2 separate regions of the Homo sapiens genome follow, and region 2 is linked to region 1. The links are chromatin loops, found by intact Hi-C in ENCODE. Cell type or tissue: PC-9. All regions are shown on one strand.

The links. Peaks named below come from ENCODE experiments on the same cell type or tissue, not always from the same donor. Only the 100,000 strongest peaks of a DNase experiment are listed, where the experiment ranks them.
Region 2: a loop joins it to region 1, with 7 times the contacts of the local background. A loop is called at or near these places in 7 of 110 quality-filtered maps.

Annotation. Positions count from the first base shown.
Region 1 is chr15:74,419,377-74,427,376 of GRCh38, reverse strand. All of the region lies in intron 1 of SEMA7A (semaphorin 7A (JohnMiltonHagen blood group)), which reads left to right. Among named protein-coding and RNA genes, the nearest start is that of SEMA7A, 11 kb to the left of the region's middle. RefSeq lists enhancers at 3,259-3,889, 4,155-4,449, 5,153-5,784. In PC-9, no CTCF peak of the experiment used is centred here; DNase peaks (open chromatin) are centred at 3,716, 4,346 and 7,056; H3K27ac peaks cover 5,072 bases.
Region 2 is chr15:74,528,171-74,536,170 of GRCh38, reverse strand. LOC124903528 (a long non-coding RNA gene) reads left to right here. Exons shown (of 2, transcript XR_007064719.1): 2 at 436-830. Among named protein-coding and RNA genes, the nearest start is that of ARID3B, 9.0 kb to the left of the region's middle. RefSeq lists a silencer at 4,296-4,496. In PC-9, no CTCF peak of the experiment used is centred here; a DNase peak (open chromatin) is centred at 4,780; H3K4me3 peaks cover 627 bases; H3K27ac peaks cover 3,295 bases.

The DNA.
Region 1 (8,000 bases):
GGCCCAGGAATCTGTTCTAAGATACCTGTCCCTCTGGCATGGGAGTTTGGCCTGCCCCAGTCTTGCTTCTCTCCACTGTCTGAGCTGCTCCCTGGGAATGGAAGACTTGGAGCAAGAGGAAGCCTGGTCCTCACCTTCAGGGCCCCATAGGCCAGATGAAATCCCATCAGACAGCATGATCTGAGCGAAGATGGTGGTGCCAGATGGTTTGTGGTACAAGGTCGAAGGTACGGGCAGTGAGGGCTGGAGCAGTCTGGAATACTTCCTGGATCCAAGGGATTTAGCTACATTTTCAAGGACAGGTAAGATCCATGTGCACAGAGAAAAGGAGGAAGGTCAATCCAGGGAGGGGAGAACAGGAGCAAAGTGCAGAGATGGAAATGAGCCATGGCAGAGCTGTGCAGAGATGAGGTGGGCCTTGACTGCCCTGCCCTGAGGTTTTGGGCCCTGCTTGGATGGGCAGTTAGGAGCCATGGTGGGTCCTTGAGCTGAGGAGTGGAGGTGAGTGTTTTCGCCAGGGCTGGCTGAGTGGGGACCTGGCTGGTGAGCACACTCTGCCCTTCACTGTGGTCAGCTTCAGAGCATGCAGTACTTTTTTTCTTAGAGACAGGATCTCACTGTCTCCCAGGCTGGAGTACAGTGGTGCATTCATAGCTCTCTGCAGCCTCTAACTCCTGAACACATGTGATCCTTCTGCCTTGGTCTCCCGAAGTGCTGGGATAACAGGCATGAGCCATGGCACCCGGCCCCACAGAGTACTTTATGTTCTGAGCGAGATCTTGGGAGACTTGTCTTTCTAATCAGTCACTCAGGACCGGGGCCCCACGCTGCACCTCGAGAAGATTCCTGCCCCACTGTTGTAACTTAGGATCTTTAAGATGGAGAGCACCTCTTCCATGATTAAGAGAGAGGCAGGTGGAAATAAAGATTTTGTTACTAACAGGTCTTGAGGGATACCTGGTGTACCTGAAGCCACACACAGGTGGAGGTCAGGGAGCATGTGCAGGGTGGGGGGATCTATGGGCCAGCATCTTTATGGGGTCCATGGTGTTATTAAAACAAGTTTTCCACAGGGAGTTTGTTTTGTTGTTGTTGTTGTTTTGAGATGGAGTCTTGCTCTGTCACCCAGGCTGGAGTGCAGTGGCGTGGTCTCAGCTCACTATAACCTCTGCCTCCTGGGTTCAAGCGATTCTTCTGTCTCAGCCTCCCAAGTAGCTGGGAGTACAGGCGCACACCACCATGTCTGGCTAATTTTTTTGTATTTTTGGTAGAGATGGGGTTTCACCATGTTGGCCAGGCTAGTCTCGAACTCCTGACCTCAAATGATCTGCCCACCTCAGCCTCCCAAAGCGCCGGGATTATGGGCATGACCCACTGTGCCTGGCCTCCATGGGGAGTTTTAATTGGTGGGTTTACAGCAAGCAGTCATGAGTTCCAGGAGGTCATGTTGTGACTTGAGACAAGGTCACTGGCCTATCTGCACAGTCCATGCGGGCTGTGGGACAAGGTCAGCAGGACCAATCAAGTGGGCTGTATGTAGCCATCCCACAGGGAAGCAGTCACCAGGAGACGACTGTCTACGGTAGATATCTGGATTGAGCACATGGAGGAACTGGGAGGAGGTGGGGAGCTGGAAACGGTGTCAAGGTTGACTGAGCCCTGCTTCTAGTGTGAGAAAACCCAGCTTATATTCAAAACGGATGCCAGGGCAACATCAAAGCATAGGAATTCACTACATTCACCTGGGCCTGCACACCTGTGCTCACTTGCACACACTGTCTTCAGGGTGTTACGGGCAGAGGTCAGGACTTCATTAGCCAAGTAGCCTCTAACTGGGCCTCACCCTCGGTAGGCTTTGGTCTCCTCATCTGTCTGGGAAGGGCTGACCTTGGAAGCCTCCAAGGGCTCATCTCTGGAATACGATGTTATAAGCACAGATTCTGGAGTCAGCTTGCCTGAGTATGAACCTCTGCTCCACCCCTTACTAGCTGTGTAATGCTGGGTAAGTTACTCAGCTTCTCTGTGTCTCATGGTCCTCATCTGCAAAATGGGGATAATAAAAGAACCTACTTCATGAGAGTTCAGTGATGATTAAATGAGTTAATATATCTAAAAATCATTTGGAATAGTGTTTGGCACGTAGTAAATGCGATGGAAGGGTTGGGTGGTAGGGGCATCATCATCGTCGTCATCATCTTCCTCCTCCTCCTCTGGCATCTCTGGTTTCTGATGGAATGCAGCCCTGGCAGCCCAGCCCCTGCCAGTTCTCCCTAATGGGCTTTGCTGGCTGGCTGCCCTTGCTCAGTCTCCCCTGCTGGTTCAGGCTAAGGCTAAGACTGGGGAACCTTCTGTTTCTCAGCAGTCTTCCACCTGCCTCCCTCCCTCCACTTGGGGTTGTGTAGCCATTCTCCGCCCTCTCCCCGACCCCTGCCCTGGCTGTGGGCCCAAGGGCAGGCCCTGCACCGCTACCCTTTGTCTGCTTTGAAGGAGCCACCAGCGACTTCGGCCCCACTCTGGGGCTTTTGGAACCTGCTGGGCTGGAGAACAGCTGGAAGGTAGATGGGACATGATGTTTGTCCTGGGCTTCCGGCCTTCCCTGGGCGTGGGCTCAGGGCATCTTACCCACTCCAGCTGGGCCTCAGTGCCAGCCTTCCTTCCCTGAGTCCCTGAATCCTGCTCAGCACAGCCTCTCACCAAGGGGCTTGCTTTCCACACTGTCCCTTCTCCCTAGGACTTTGCCCCAGACAGTCTCCCCAATAGCCAAACCTTCTTCTGGTCCTTTGAGCACAGTGGTGCCATGGGGAGAGCATCCAGACCTTGGTGGCTTGGAAGGGCATTAGTTTTCCTGTTTGTAAAACGGCAATACAGGTTGTCCTGCCTTCTTTGCAGGGTGGCTGGAGGTTTGGTGGGCTGGTCAGTGGAAGCAGATGAGAATGTCAGTTTCTTCTGCTGCCTCCACTTCCAGAAAACTGTCTGACTTCTCTGGCACTCAGAGAGTCACACTTTCCCAAAAAGACCCATGGACTTCACCCTGATTGTTTTGTGATTTGTTTCAAGAATCCTGGTGGGTCATAAAACCCAGGCCCAAACAAGTACCAGCACCCACCCTGACTCGCACCCAGCTAATCCACAGGGAGGAAAATGAACCCAGGAAGGCCCAGCCCCAATCACCGTCACAGCCAGCCAGCTGTCCAGCCACCAAAGAGATAATGAGGCTTCTTGGAGCCAGGGCTGAGCCACACATGAGATATACTCCCCTCCCACCCACAGCTGACCTTGGTGGGTGGGAGGATGCTCCCCTTTGGCCCAGCACACAGCTCGCTCTTCTCATAGCTCATAAACAAGTTAGACTTCTCAGTCCTCCATGAGCTGAGTGCTGTCTCGAGGCCCCACCACCTGCCCCAGCACACAGGCTCTGCCCCTGCCAGGCGACTAGCTAATCTAGAACCTAACCCTGCCTGAGAGTTGCCAGGACCCACCTGCAACCATGACCTATCCTTAGCACCGAGCCGGTGCCACCCTGGAAACCAGGCTTCTCACACCCTCTTCCTGGCCATATCAGGAGAGACAGAAACATTTGTTCCTGTATTCCCACCCCTAGTGGAAGGGTTTCCTCTACCACTCTGACATGCACGGCACCTACACTTCCACCATTAGTCACTCCTTTGGATTTAAGGCTTTGATCACTAAAGGCCCCTAGGAGATCAGGGCCTCACCTGGAAGGTGGGTGGGCGGGTGATTCCCTTTAGTTATCAGGTTAGTGACTCGGCACCTAGTGAGCAAGAGAGGGAAGGGTAGAGTAGGGATGATTCAGGGAAGTAGGGAGAGGCTGAATATACAGCTTTTTGCAAATCAGAGGCTCTCCAGGAAGCCCAGGATGTGATCCTGGAGAGAAGCAGCTGGGTAATGGGTACTGGAAACTTGGAGCTTCCCTCGCTCTGTGTCCTTGGGCCGGTGGTACAGCCTCTCTGGCCTCTGTGTCCTTCAGTTCAATGACTGTTTAGATCCTCTCCCTTCCACCTTGACATGTGGATGTGGGATTCCAAAGGGTGGAGAGGCTGCAGGCTAATTCCTAGGCATCACGTGGGCCTTCCCTCTACTCTCTTTTCCAGACACGTAGTTGGGCGAGGGTGTGAGGTAGGCCTGGCAGTGCAGGGGTGGGGGCACAACTGTGGGAGGACGCTCCTGCCAGATGTGCTGGCTCTCCAACCTGAGGTCGGCCTGCTTTCTGCTCTTTGGCCCGGGGCCTCTCTGACTGCCTGACTTAGGCATTCTCTGTGGGGGTGCCCACATTCCTGCCATTTTCAGAGCCTGACTCTCTGCCCACTTTCAAAAGGCTCCTTGAGGTTACATTCAAGGCCCACTGGGTCAGTGGGTCAGGTTGCAAGGCTGGCTTTGCCAGACCAGAGCATGGGACCCAGCCCCTTCATGGACAACAACACCTCCCACTCTGCCCTCCCCTGGAGCTGCACTCCTCTTTCACAAACAACAAGAGTATGGGGACAGCGGGCCAGACGGTGACAGCACCAGAGTGAATGAGAAGAGGAAACGTGCTCCACCAGGCAGGCCTGAGTTAGGAAATGCATGCCAGAGGCCCAGACTTGCCACAGTCGGTCAGCTGCTGGGGTGGTGATCGAGGGTAGGGTCCCTAAGGAGTCAGGCCCCATTCTTTCCAATGGGATCAGAGCCCTGTGAGCACCCGGCCCTGCGGCTGTGTCTGGTGGAGGTTATCTCCTACAACCCAGCCATCCTTGCAGCCCTCCTATCTGGCCGGAGCTGGGCCTTGCTGGCCCTGCCACCATGAGAAATGGTACTCAGGGGAACTATGGAGTCCGGCTGGGTACGGGGCAGCCTGAATGTGCTTTCTTGGTCCAGCACGAGTGAGGATTGGCTCGGAATCACATGGGGCGGGAGGTGGGTTGTCTTGTTCCTGGCCTGCCTCTGGGCTATGCCCTCCCCATATGTCCCTAGCCCCCTCCCCTACCTGAGCCCCTGGTTATTCTGGGAGCTTTTAGCTACCACTTAGCCACTAATGCGTCAGGCTGGGGAGTGAGGGGGGGACACGGTGCCAGACGGTGCTCCTTTTAGACAAGCAGGATGGGAAGCAGGGGGAGCCAGGAGGTGGGGGACGCCAGAGGATGGGGAGGCATTTTCCACTCCTGGCCCTGCTCGTAGGTTCAGGCAGCAGGGGAGAGTGGTGGGCAGTGGGTCAGTGTGTCCTTGGACAGGCTGCATCTTCCCTCCCCCATCACACGTGGGCCTCAGCTCACCTTCCCGATTCTTCTCATTAGGACTCTGCCAGGCTGCAGCGCATGGCCTCTGTCCTCCATACAGCCACCTTCCCCACCTTTGCTCAGGTTGCGTCCTCTGCCTGGCTTTCCCTCCCGGCCTGTTCAGGGCCCATCCAGCTTTTATCTACCTCACCTCTCCGTTTGGGTTCATAAAGCATCACAAAGAAAATGTTCAGGGATATGATACATACTCCCTTGGCCTGGCCTTTTTAGGGGTAGCCCCTGGCCTTGCTCAGCCCCTGCCTGGGCAGAGACTCGAGGCCTGGCCCTGATGGCTTGGTGCTGCCTTCACTTCCAGGCAGCCCTCCTGCCCCTTAGCCCCCAGCCCCCGCTCCTGCCAACCTGAACAAAGCTTCCTTTCATGTATTCATCGAGCTGCTGCTGCTCGACACTTCCCGGGCACAATCAGGCCTTTTGAGGGCCTCAGGCGGTGCGGGAGCCCAGGCTGGGGCTGGGGTGGAGAATGGGCCAAGGCCTTGTCCTGGGGCTGAGCTGGTGTCATTCCCTCTAGTCCATACGCATCACCAAGAACAGAGGTGGGAGGGCCAGGAACCTGGGGGTCATGGGAGGCCGTGGTCCTGGGCTCCTGTTCGTTTTCCTGCAAAATGGGACGAACAGTCCCTGCTTCCTCCACCCTAGCCATTGTGGCTAGGGTTTGAAGGGAACTGGGCTCAGGCTTGCAGATCCGCATGGGATTGTCCGGGCCCTAGTGCTGCAGCTCCTACCCAGGGGCCAGCAGCCCTCACCCTCCCTTCATGTCTTCAGCAGATACTTTGTGGGCAGCCCTGGGGTCCATGCTAAGACAGTTTTGCTGGAGAGCTGTGGAAGTTTTCTGTGGTGTGGCTGTCTGACCCCTCAGATGTATTCCCAGGGTAGGGCCAGACCTCCCCCTCAGACCTTGCTCTCCAGGACCCAGTCATGTCTCTGCCATCAGGCTCGACTCCCCAGGGCAGGACTGTTTTCCTCTTCTCTTCAACAGCCCTGCAATTCCTAGACCAGGGTGCCCCCACCCAGAGTCCTGTCTGGTGCCTCTTTTCCCTTGAGTAGTTGTACATTGGCCTTGCCGGCCCCCTCGGAGACCTGGGCCTGTGGCCTTGGTGCAGGAGTGGGGCTAAGGTGACTGATGAAGGTGGCTAGCACAGTCTGACGGCTAGAACTTTTCTGCTTTGACTCCCAGGGACTATGGATCTCAGGTCCTAGCCCAGCATCTCTAGATGCAGACACGCACCTTTTCCTGGCTGCCAGTCTGGCTATCGGTGGATGGGAGGGGAGCAGGAGGGGAGTTGGGGCGGCAGACTGTCTGGATCTCTGGCTGGGCCACAGAGGATGGTGGCTGCAGTTTGGGCTGCGGGTGGAAGGGGAGTTACGGGAGCTGAGTCAGGAAGACTGTGTCTGTGACCCCAGCACTCTAATTTTATCCCAGGAAGGGAGGGGGAGCAGGGCAGCACCCAAGACCTGCCAGCTCTCCCTCCCTCCCACCGAAGTGCCAGTACCTCTCAGCCCTTGCTCTGCACATCTCGGGCCTACAGGGAGGGAGGCTTGGGGGCCAGGGAGGGCTGATATCCCCGGAGCTGTTCAGTTGGGCTGTTTGTGATGTGCACCAGGAGAGCCACACCACCCAAGGACAGTGAGCTCAGCACTTCTCTCTGTAGCCTGCCATGCTGCTGAGAACTGATACTGCAGCCTGGGACAAGCTAATGTGTCCTGCCTGCTGGTGTGACCTTGGCATGTCTCCCAGGGTACCTCAGCATTCTTCTCTGCACAGTGCGCCAGGCCACAGAAGAGGTGAAGAATGCTCACTTCCGGGGGTGACCTGGCCATGAAGGGATGTTTCTTAAAGAATGAAGGTGTGGTGGCACAGTGTGTGGTCCAGCTGCTCCTTGCCCCTGTTAAATGCAGAATCAATAGGGATGGCTCCAATGGGAATAAGAGGGATCGGGGGCAGAGTTGAGGAAATGGTAGTTCTTTTTGGTCAGAGCTGGAGCTTGGGTGTCACTGCCAAGCTGGCTGCCCCAGAGTTTCCTGCAGCTGAAAAAACAGTGGTCAGACCCAGTTCCTAGGTGAGGCCCAGGCTGGTCAGAGGTGGGAAGATGCTGGGTGTGGCTGATTGCTGGGGGCACAACCACAGGCCATCCCATCCCTATAATTTACTCCTGCAACCAGGACAACCTCAGCAGTGTCACTGGAGATGAGACACCTCCCCAGAGGCAGTGGCTGCAGTCAGTTTCTTTTTTGGGGAAAATTTTCCCGGTCAGCCCTTCTGCTGAAAGTCCCAGGCTGTGCTCTGTGAAGGTTCCCCTGTCCCAGAGTTGCTGGGGAGGAAGAGCCGATCTTCACCCCCCGGAGAGCTAGCATCCTCATGGGTGAAACCAGGCCAGAGTGGGCCATGGAATAGAGTCCAGCTTGGTAGGCAGGAGTGCAGGCTCTGGTTCAGGGTCTGCTACTGACCTGCTTCCGTGTGCCCTTGGGCTGCCCCTCCCTTGGCCTCTGTTTTCCCATCTGTGAAATGGGACGGAGTAGATGTTGAGATTCCTTTCCTCCTCTAGTCTAGTGCTCACTAAGGGGCTGGGGATGGGCCAGGAGAGGTTGGAGAGGGATTCCTGAAGGAGGAGAAGGGGTTCTGAGCATTGTGATTCCTGGGAACCTGGACTCCAAGGGGGGTGCTTGAAGGCCCTGCTGCCTGCTGAAAGGCCCGGGGTTGGGGGGCGC
Region 2 (8,000 bases), 110 kb before region 1:
TGCTCTATGGCTTCGCATTGCTCTTGGGATCAAGTCCTAAATTCCTTTATGTGGCCTACAGGGCCCTAAGAAGATCTAGCTTCTTGCCTACCTCTTCAGTTTTATCTCTGTCTCAAGGTATAGAAAAGGTCCTAGGAAAGTGGCCCTACTAGTTGACCTCAGTAGCTGAAACAGAAAAGCATGCTCCTCCCATCACAGAAATATGATATAAGTAACAGAAAATGTAGAATGCCCTGAAACCTAGATGATTAAACCCTGAGATACGTGCCCATTCATGTTACAAGGAATATCATTTAATCTCTACTTTAGCTTCTAAAGGGTAGTGGGTTGAACAGAATAGCCACAGTGTTTTTCAGCTTCTCCAATGCAGAGGTGGAGTCTGTTTCTCCATTCACTGAATCTAGGCTTGGCCGTGTGACTTGCTTTGTCCTGTAGGACACTGGCAAATGTAAAGCAAGAAGTGTCTTGAGAAGTGATTACAACAGGGGGTTGCTTTCTCTTGCTGCTGTGACCTCTTCCACTACCACGAGGATAACTCCTACTAACCTAATGGATGATGACAGACACATAGTCATCACCCCATCTGACATCTGACCAACTGCCAGACATGTATGAGTGTGGCCCCTTAGACCAGCTAGCCTGCCAGCAACTACCAGACATATGAACAAGAGCATTCTAGACCATCCAGGCCCAGCTAAGCTGGCCCAGACCAGAAGACTTCCCCAGCAAACCCACAGACTGATGAAAAAGAATAAATGCTTATTGTTTAAGAGTGAAACCAGTAAGTTTTGAGGTAGTTTGTTCTGCAATAAAAACTGAAACACAAAGCATGTCTTTGCAGCTCTCAGGATGGATTTGTTTGGTGTACTTCTTGGAGTGCCTGAAGCCAACATGCATCAGCTTCACAGAGCTGGTCTGTGTTACCTTAAGTTATCTCATCAGATTTCTCATAGTTTTGCTGATTTATAGCAAAACATATTTAAGGCTTAATAATACACATCAAGTCTCTTGTTATTTCACTTGTTCAGTGAAGGTAATTTTATTTGCAAGGTTTTCATTCATTTTATTACTTTTTTTTTTTTTTTTTTAATTGAGCCGGGTCTCACTGTACTACCCAGACTGGTCTTGAACTTCTGGGCTCAGGCGATCCTCCTGTGTCAGCCTCGAGGTCTCACTGTGTTACCCAGGCTGGTCCGGAACTCTTGGGCTCAAGCAGTCCTCCTGCATCAGCCTCCCAAAGTGCCGGGATTACAGGCACAAACAACTGTGCCAAGACTTGTTACTTTTTTTTTTTTTTTTTTTTTTTTTGAGACAGGGTCTCTCTCTTTCACCCAGGCTGGAGTGCACTGACATGATCTCAGTTCACTGCAGCCTCTGCCTCCCAGGCTCAAGCGGTCCTCCTACCTTAGCCTCCCGAGCAGCTGGGACCACAGGTGTGCACCATCACGCGCAGCTAATTTTTGTATTTTTTGTAGAGATGTGGTTTCACCCTGTTGCCCAGGCTGGTCTTGAACTCCTGGACTCAAGTGATCCTCCTGCTTTGTCCTCCCAAAGTGTTTGGGATTACAAGCGTGAGCCATCGTGCCTGGCCCTTGTTACTCTTCTTTTTTTTTTTTGAGACAGTCTCACTCTGTCACCCAGGCTGGAGTGCAGTGGTGCGATCTCAGCTCACTGCAAGCTCCGCTTCCTGGGTTCATGCCATTCTCCTGCCTCAGCCTCCCCAGTAGCTGGGACTACAGGCACCCGCCACCAAGCCCGGCTAATTTTTTTTTGTATTTTTAGTAAAGACAGGATTTCACTGTGTTAGCCAGGATGGTCTCGATCTCCTGACCTCGTGATTCGCCCGTCTCAGCCTCCCAAAGTGCTGGGATTACAGGTGTGAGCCACTGTGCCCGGCCCTTGTTACTCTTTTTTTAAAACAAAGGTTAAGGCCAGGCTCGGTGCCTCTTGCCTATAATTTTATCACTTTGAGAGGCCTAGATGGGAAGATCACTTGAGGCCAGGCATTCAAGTTCAGCCTGGGCAACATAGCAAGACCCTGTCTCTACAAAAAGGTTTTTTTTTTTTTTTTTTTTTTTGAGACGAAGCCTCATTCTTGTCCCCCAGGCTGGTGTGCAATAGCCTGATCTCAGCTCACTGCAACCTCTGCCTCCTGGGTTCAAGTGATTCTCCTGCCTCAGCCTCCTGAGTAACAGGGATTACAGGCACCTACCACCACGCCTGGCTAATTTTTGTATTTTTATTAGCGATGGGGTTTCACCATGTTGGCCAGGCTGGTCTCGAACTCCTGGCCTTAGATGATCCGCCCGCCTCGGCTTCCCAAAGTGCTAGGATTACAGGCGTGAGCCACTGCACATGGCCTGAAAAAGAATTTTTTTTTTTTCTTTTTTTTGAGACGGAGTCTCAATGTGTCACCCAGGCTGGAGTGCAGTGGCACAATCTCTGCTCACTGCAACCTCCGCTTCCTGGGTTCAAGCAATTTTTCTGTCTCTGCCTCCTGAGTAGCTGGAATTACAGGCACCTGCCACCACACCCAGCTAATTTTTGTATTTTTAGTAGAGATGGGGTTTCACGATGTTGGCCAGGCTGGTCTCGAACTCCTGACCTCAAGTGATCCACCTGCCTCGGCCTCTCAAAGTGCTGGAATTATAGACATGAGCCAGCGTGCCCAGCCTCAAAAAAGTTTTTAAAAACTGCTAGGAATGGTGGTGCATGCCTGTAGTCCTGGCTACTCTGATGGGAAGCTGAGGCAGGATCACTTGAGCAGTGAGCTATGATCATGCCACTGCACTCCAGCCTGGGCAATAGAATGAGACCTTGTCTCAGAAAAAAAAAAAGGTTAAGTTGTATAAACATTGGACATCATTTTTTACGTATGTTTTGCATGTTTAGTCTTTTTTTTTTTTTAGACGGAGTTTCGCTCTTGTTGCCCGGGCTGGAGTGCAATGGCAGGATCTTGGTTCACCACAACCTCTGCCCTCCTGGGTTCAAGCGATTCCCCTTGAGTAGCTGGGATTACAGGCATGTGCCACCAGGCCTGGCTAATTTTGTATTTTTAGTAGAATCAGGATTTCTACATGTTGGTCAGGCTGGTCGCGAACTCCCAGCCGCCTGGCCGTATATATCTTTTTTTTTTTTGAGACGGAGTCTTTCTCTGTCGATCTCAGCTCATTGCAACCTCCACCTTCCGGGTCCTGCCTCAGCCTCCCGAGTAGCTGGGATTACAGGAGTGCACCACCACACCCGGCTAATTTTTTTTTTTTTTGAGACAGAATTTCGCTCTGTCACCCAAGTTGGAGTGCAGTGGTGCGATCTTGGCTTACTGCAACCTCCGTCTCCTGGGTTCAAGCAATTCCCCTACCTCAGCCTCCCGAGTAACTGGGATTACAGGTGCCCACCACCACACCCAGCTAATTTTTGCATTTTTAGTAGAGACAGGGTTTCACCACGTTGGCCAGGCTGGTCTCAAATTCCTGACCTCAGTGATCCGCCTGCCTTGGCCTCCCAAAGTACTGGGATAGGCCTGACCTTTTTTTTTTTTTTTTGAGATGGAGTCGCGCTCTGTCACCCAGGCTGCCAGGCTGGAGTGCAGTGGCACAATCTCGGCTCACTGCTACCTCCGCCTCCCGGGTTCAAGTGATTCTTCTGCTTCAGTCTTCCAAGTAGCTGGGACTACAGGTGGGCGCCACCACGCCCAGCTAATTTTTTTTTTTTTTTTTTTTTGTATTTTTAGTAGAGATGGGGTTTCAGCATATTGGCCAGGCTGGTCTCGAACTTCTGACCTTGGGATCTGCCCTCCTTGGCCTCCCAAAATGCTGGGATTACAGGCGTGAACTACCGTGCCTGACCAATTTTTTTTTTGTATTTTTAGTAGAGATAGGGTTTCGCCATGTTGGCCAGGGTGGTCTTGAACTCCTGACCTCAAGTGATCCACCTGCCTTGGCATCTCAAAGTGCTGGGATTACAAGTGTGAGCCACTGAGCCTGGCCTAAATTTAGTCTTAAATGTACAGTGCATAAAAGCTAAGAAACAACGGGTAAATGGCCATATTATGGGATAATAATCTCGTAACTAATGAGATCATAACTAATGAAGGGAAAATGCCTTTAGTTTTGTTTATGATAGCCAGTGTAATTGTTAATGTAATTGTGTCTGTCTTAATGAGATTTGATGTTTTAGCATGAGTGGGTGTTAATTTTGGGACACTGTGCACATATAAAATGTTTTCCCATTGAAATTAAGTACTGATTACATTTTCAACTTGAATTGCCCCACAAGAGGTTTTTTAGGATTAACTACCCCAGGAAGGCAGGAAAGGACTGTCCTGTAGTCACTGTACCTTTTACTGTCATGGAAAATTAAAATGAAACCAGATGATTAAGGTTTCCACTTGTCCTGAGATGAAGGTGTAGCCTGAGGAGCCTCTATTAGCATGTGTAAAGCCTCTGCTGAGTAAATGGTATTAACTTGTGTAAAGAAAGAATGTGACTAGGGGGCCCAGCAAGGAGGTATATCAAGTCAACACATTCCTGAGGGTATCTCTCTAGCTGTGGTGGTGGATGCGTCAGTAACGTATCTGCAGCCTGAGTGGGCTTTCAGTGTGTTTTCCTGTGGGTAGGGGATACGACCATCAGGCTGACTACTGGGTGTCCTCTTTCATAGAACTGTTTGTATTTTAAGTCAGACAATTGGTATTTGGTGTCTGGTGACCTGGGTTATGTGAAGTGTCAGCCTCCACTAACCACTAAACCCTGGGGAAATGCCAGTACCTAGTTACTGAGGCTCAAAGGTAAACTTTGAAAACTTTTTCAGAGTAACAAGCCCTCCTGGCAGTGGGCAGACCAACATTCCCCTGAAGATAGCTGCTCTCTTGCCACATTCTCTTTCCACATGCCTTCACTGCAAAGGTCTTCTCCAAGCCTGGGACTCCGATTTGCCAACATGCTGATGAACTGACTTGACTACATTGTTCTGTCTCTCACCTGTGAATGGAAGAGGTTAGACCTCTAAGGCAAGCAAAAAGGCCAATCCCAGAGTGACTCATCTTTGAAAATATTGGATTGTCTCACTCTCCCTGATACTTAATTAAAAGCCATCTTTGCAAAGCATCATCCAATTTCTGTAGTGGCCCCAGCGCTCAGTAGTCCCAGAGACTGTCAGAGCAAAAGGGAGCAGGAGGCAATTCAAGCCATCTGTCCTAGAATAGGACACCTGGTCACAGGCCTGTGCCTCTGGTCAGGGCTCTTTGGGAGCCATCTGGCCCTCCATCCCATAGAGCTGTGCTGAGCCAGACTCTGTCAAGTATTGGTGAAACTAAGAGGAGAAGGTACACAAGCCAAAGTTAGCCTGGCAGTGAGCTTGACTGGGAGAGTTGCAGGGCCAACCGATTCTCATAAATGTGTCCACAGATACCTACACAGGTGTCTCAAAAAAATACATAAATAAAATAAAGGAAGCTAATTATACTATAATGGGAGTTTTCAGAATTTTATTAAGGTGAAATCTATGAAATGCCAGAAAGGTTAAAAAGCTTGTCTACTTCAGGCCTTTGCTTTCTGCTTTATGGCAAGAGCACATGTTGAATATTTAGATTAATTCAAACCAACCTCAACACAAATTTTTAACCCTGATGCAATTTCGGGGAACAATAGTTAACATCATTTAGGAATACAATTTAGAACCCTCACCTTTAAAAATGGAGCCAGATTTTCAATCTCTCTAATTAAAGTGAAAGTTTGATTTCCTAATGCTTATAACTCTACTGAGATTGTGTTGGAAGAGAAGAGATTGATTATAAAGCTAACTGATCTGATGTCCTCCTGACCAATTCCCTTTCATCTCTCTCCCCACAAAAAGGGACAAAAAGCTTAACACTGTGGTCATCCAGCAGCCAGTCATTTCCTAATATGGACAGTACAGTCCTTCAGTTTCACTTCCAGAAGCCAAGTACTAGGAGAATAGTTTTTACATTTGTATATGTTTCCTACACCTCTTTCCCTTCTCAGTCCCAAGAGAGAAGCCTCTGTGTTGCTTGCTTTAACGTTAATGATGATGTCTGCAATGACTGTATTTCCTGAACCTACAGTATGGGATCAGCTCCAACACGTCACCCTAATGTTTGATTACAAAATTTAAATGAATAATCACAAAATTTGAGGCCGGGCGCGGTGGCCCACGCCTGTAATCTCAGCACTTTGGGAGGCCACGGCTGGCAGATCATTTGAGGTCAGGAATTCGAGACCAGCCTGGCCAACATGGTGAAACCCTGTCTCGACTAAAAATACAAAAATTAGCTGGGTGTAGTGGCAGATGCCTGTAGTCCCAGCTACTTGGGAGGCTGAAGCAGGAGAATCGTTTGAGCCCCAGAGGCAGAGGTTGCAGTGAGCCGAGATTGCGCCACTGCAGTCCAGCCTGGGCAACAGAGCGAGACTCCCTTAAAAAAAAAAAAGAACCAAAAAATTTGAAGAATCCCTCTTTATTAAAAATGAATGATTACCAAAAAAAATGACTAAAGGTATTAAAAATAATGAAGTCGATATACTTCTACTGACTGAGAAGATGTCAGCAGTACAATTTAAAGAGAAATTAGCAGCCAGGTGTGGCGGCTCACACCTGTAATCCCAGCACTTTGGGATCGGAGGCAGGTGAATCATGAGGTCAGAGGTTCAAGAAGAGCCTGGCCAACATGGTGAAACCCCATCTTTAATAAAAATACAAAAATTAGCTGGGAGTGGTGGCAGGCGCCTATAATCCCAGCTACTTGGGAGGCTGAGGCAGGAGAATTGCTTGAAGCCAGGAATTTGCAGTGAGCTGAGATCACACCATTGCACTCCAGCCTGGGCGACAGAGCCAGATTCTGTCTCAAAAAAAAAAAAAAAAAAAAAAAAAAGGAAAAGAAAAGAAATTGGCAGGCTGGGAGAGGTGGTTCACGCCTGTAATACCAACACTTTCAGAGGCTGAGGCGAAAGGATCACCTGAGCCCGGGAATTGGAGATTAGCCTAGGCAACATAGCGTGACCCCCATCTCTATAAAAAAAAAGTTTTTAATTAGCTGGACATGGTGGCTGTAGTCTCAGCTACTCAGAAGGCTGAGGTAAAAGAGTTGCTTGAGCCCAGGAGGTCGAGGCTGCAGTGAGCCATGACCATGCCACTGCACTCCAGCCTGAGTAACATAGTGAGACCATGTCTCAAAAAAAAAAAAAAAAAAGAAAAAAGAAAAAGAGAGAGAGAGAGACTGGCAAGTTGCAGAGAAGTATGTAAAATAAAATCATTTTGAAAAAACTGAACAATGATTTAACCTTTTGAAAACCAAGGCGCCCACCACCATGCATGGCTAATTTTTGTATTTTTGGTAGAGACAGGGTTTCGCTATGTTGACTAGGCTGGTCTTGAACTCCTGATCTCAGGTGATCTGCCCACCTTGGCCTCCCAGAGTGCTGAGATTACAGACATGGGCCACCGCACCTGGCCCCTATTTCCTATCTTAACAATAAAGACAGTTATGATACATGTCCCATCTTCAGACTAAAGTTTAATTTTGGCTTTTTCTTTTTTTTTTTTTTTGAGACGGAGCCTCGCTCTGTTGCCCAGGCTGGAGTGCAGTGGCACGATCTCAGCTCACTGCAACCTCCACCTCCCAGGTTCAAGCAATTTTCCTGCCTCAGCCCCCCTAGTAGCTGGGATTTCAGGCATGCACCACCATGCCCGGCTAATTTTTCTATTTTTATTTTATTTGTTTATTTATTTTTTGAGACGGAGTCTCACCCTGTCGCCCAGGCTGGAGTGCAATGATGCAATCTTGGCCCACTGCAACCTCTGCCTCCCGAGTTCAAGCGATTCTCCTGCCTCAGCCTCCTGAGTAGCTGGGATTACAAGCGCCCGCCACCACGCATGGCTAATTTTTTTTTTTTTTCAGTAGAGACGGGGTTTCACCATGTTAGTCAGGCTGGTCTCGAACTCCTGACCTCGTGATCTGCCCTCCTCAGCCTCCCAAAGTGCTG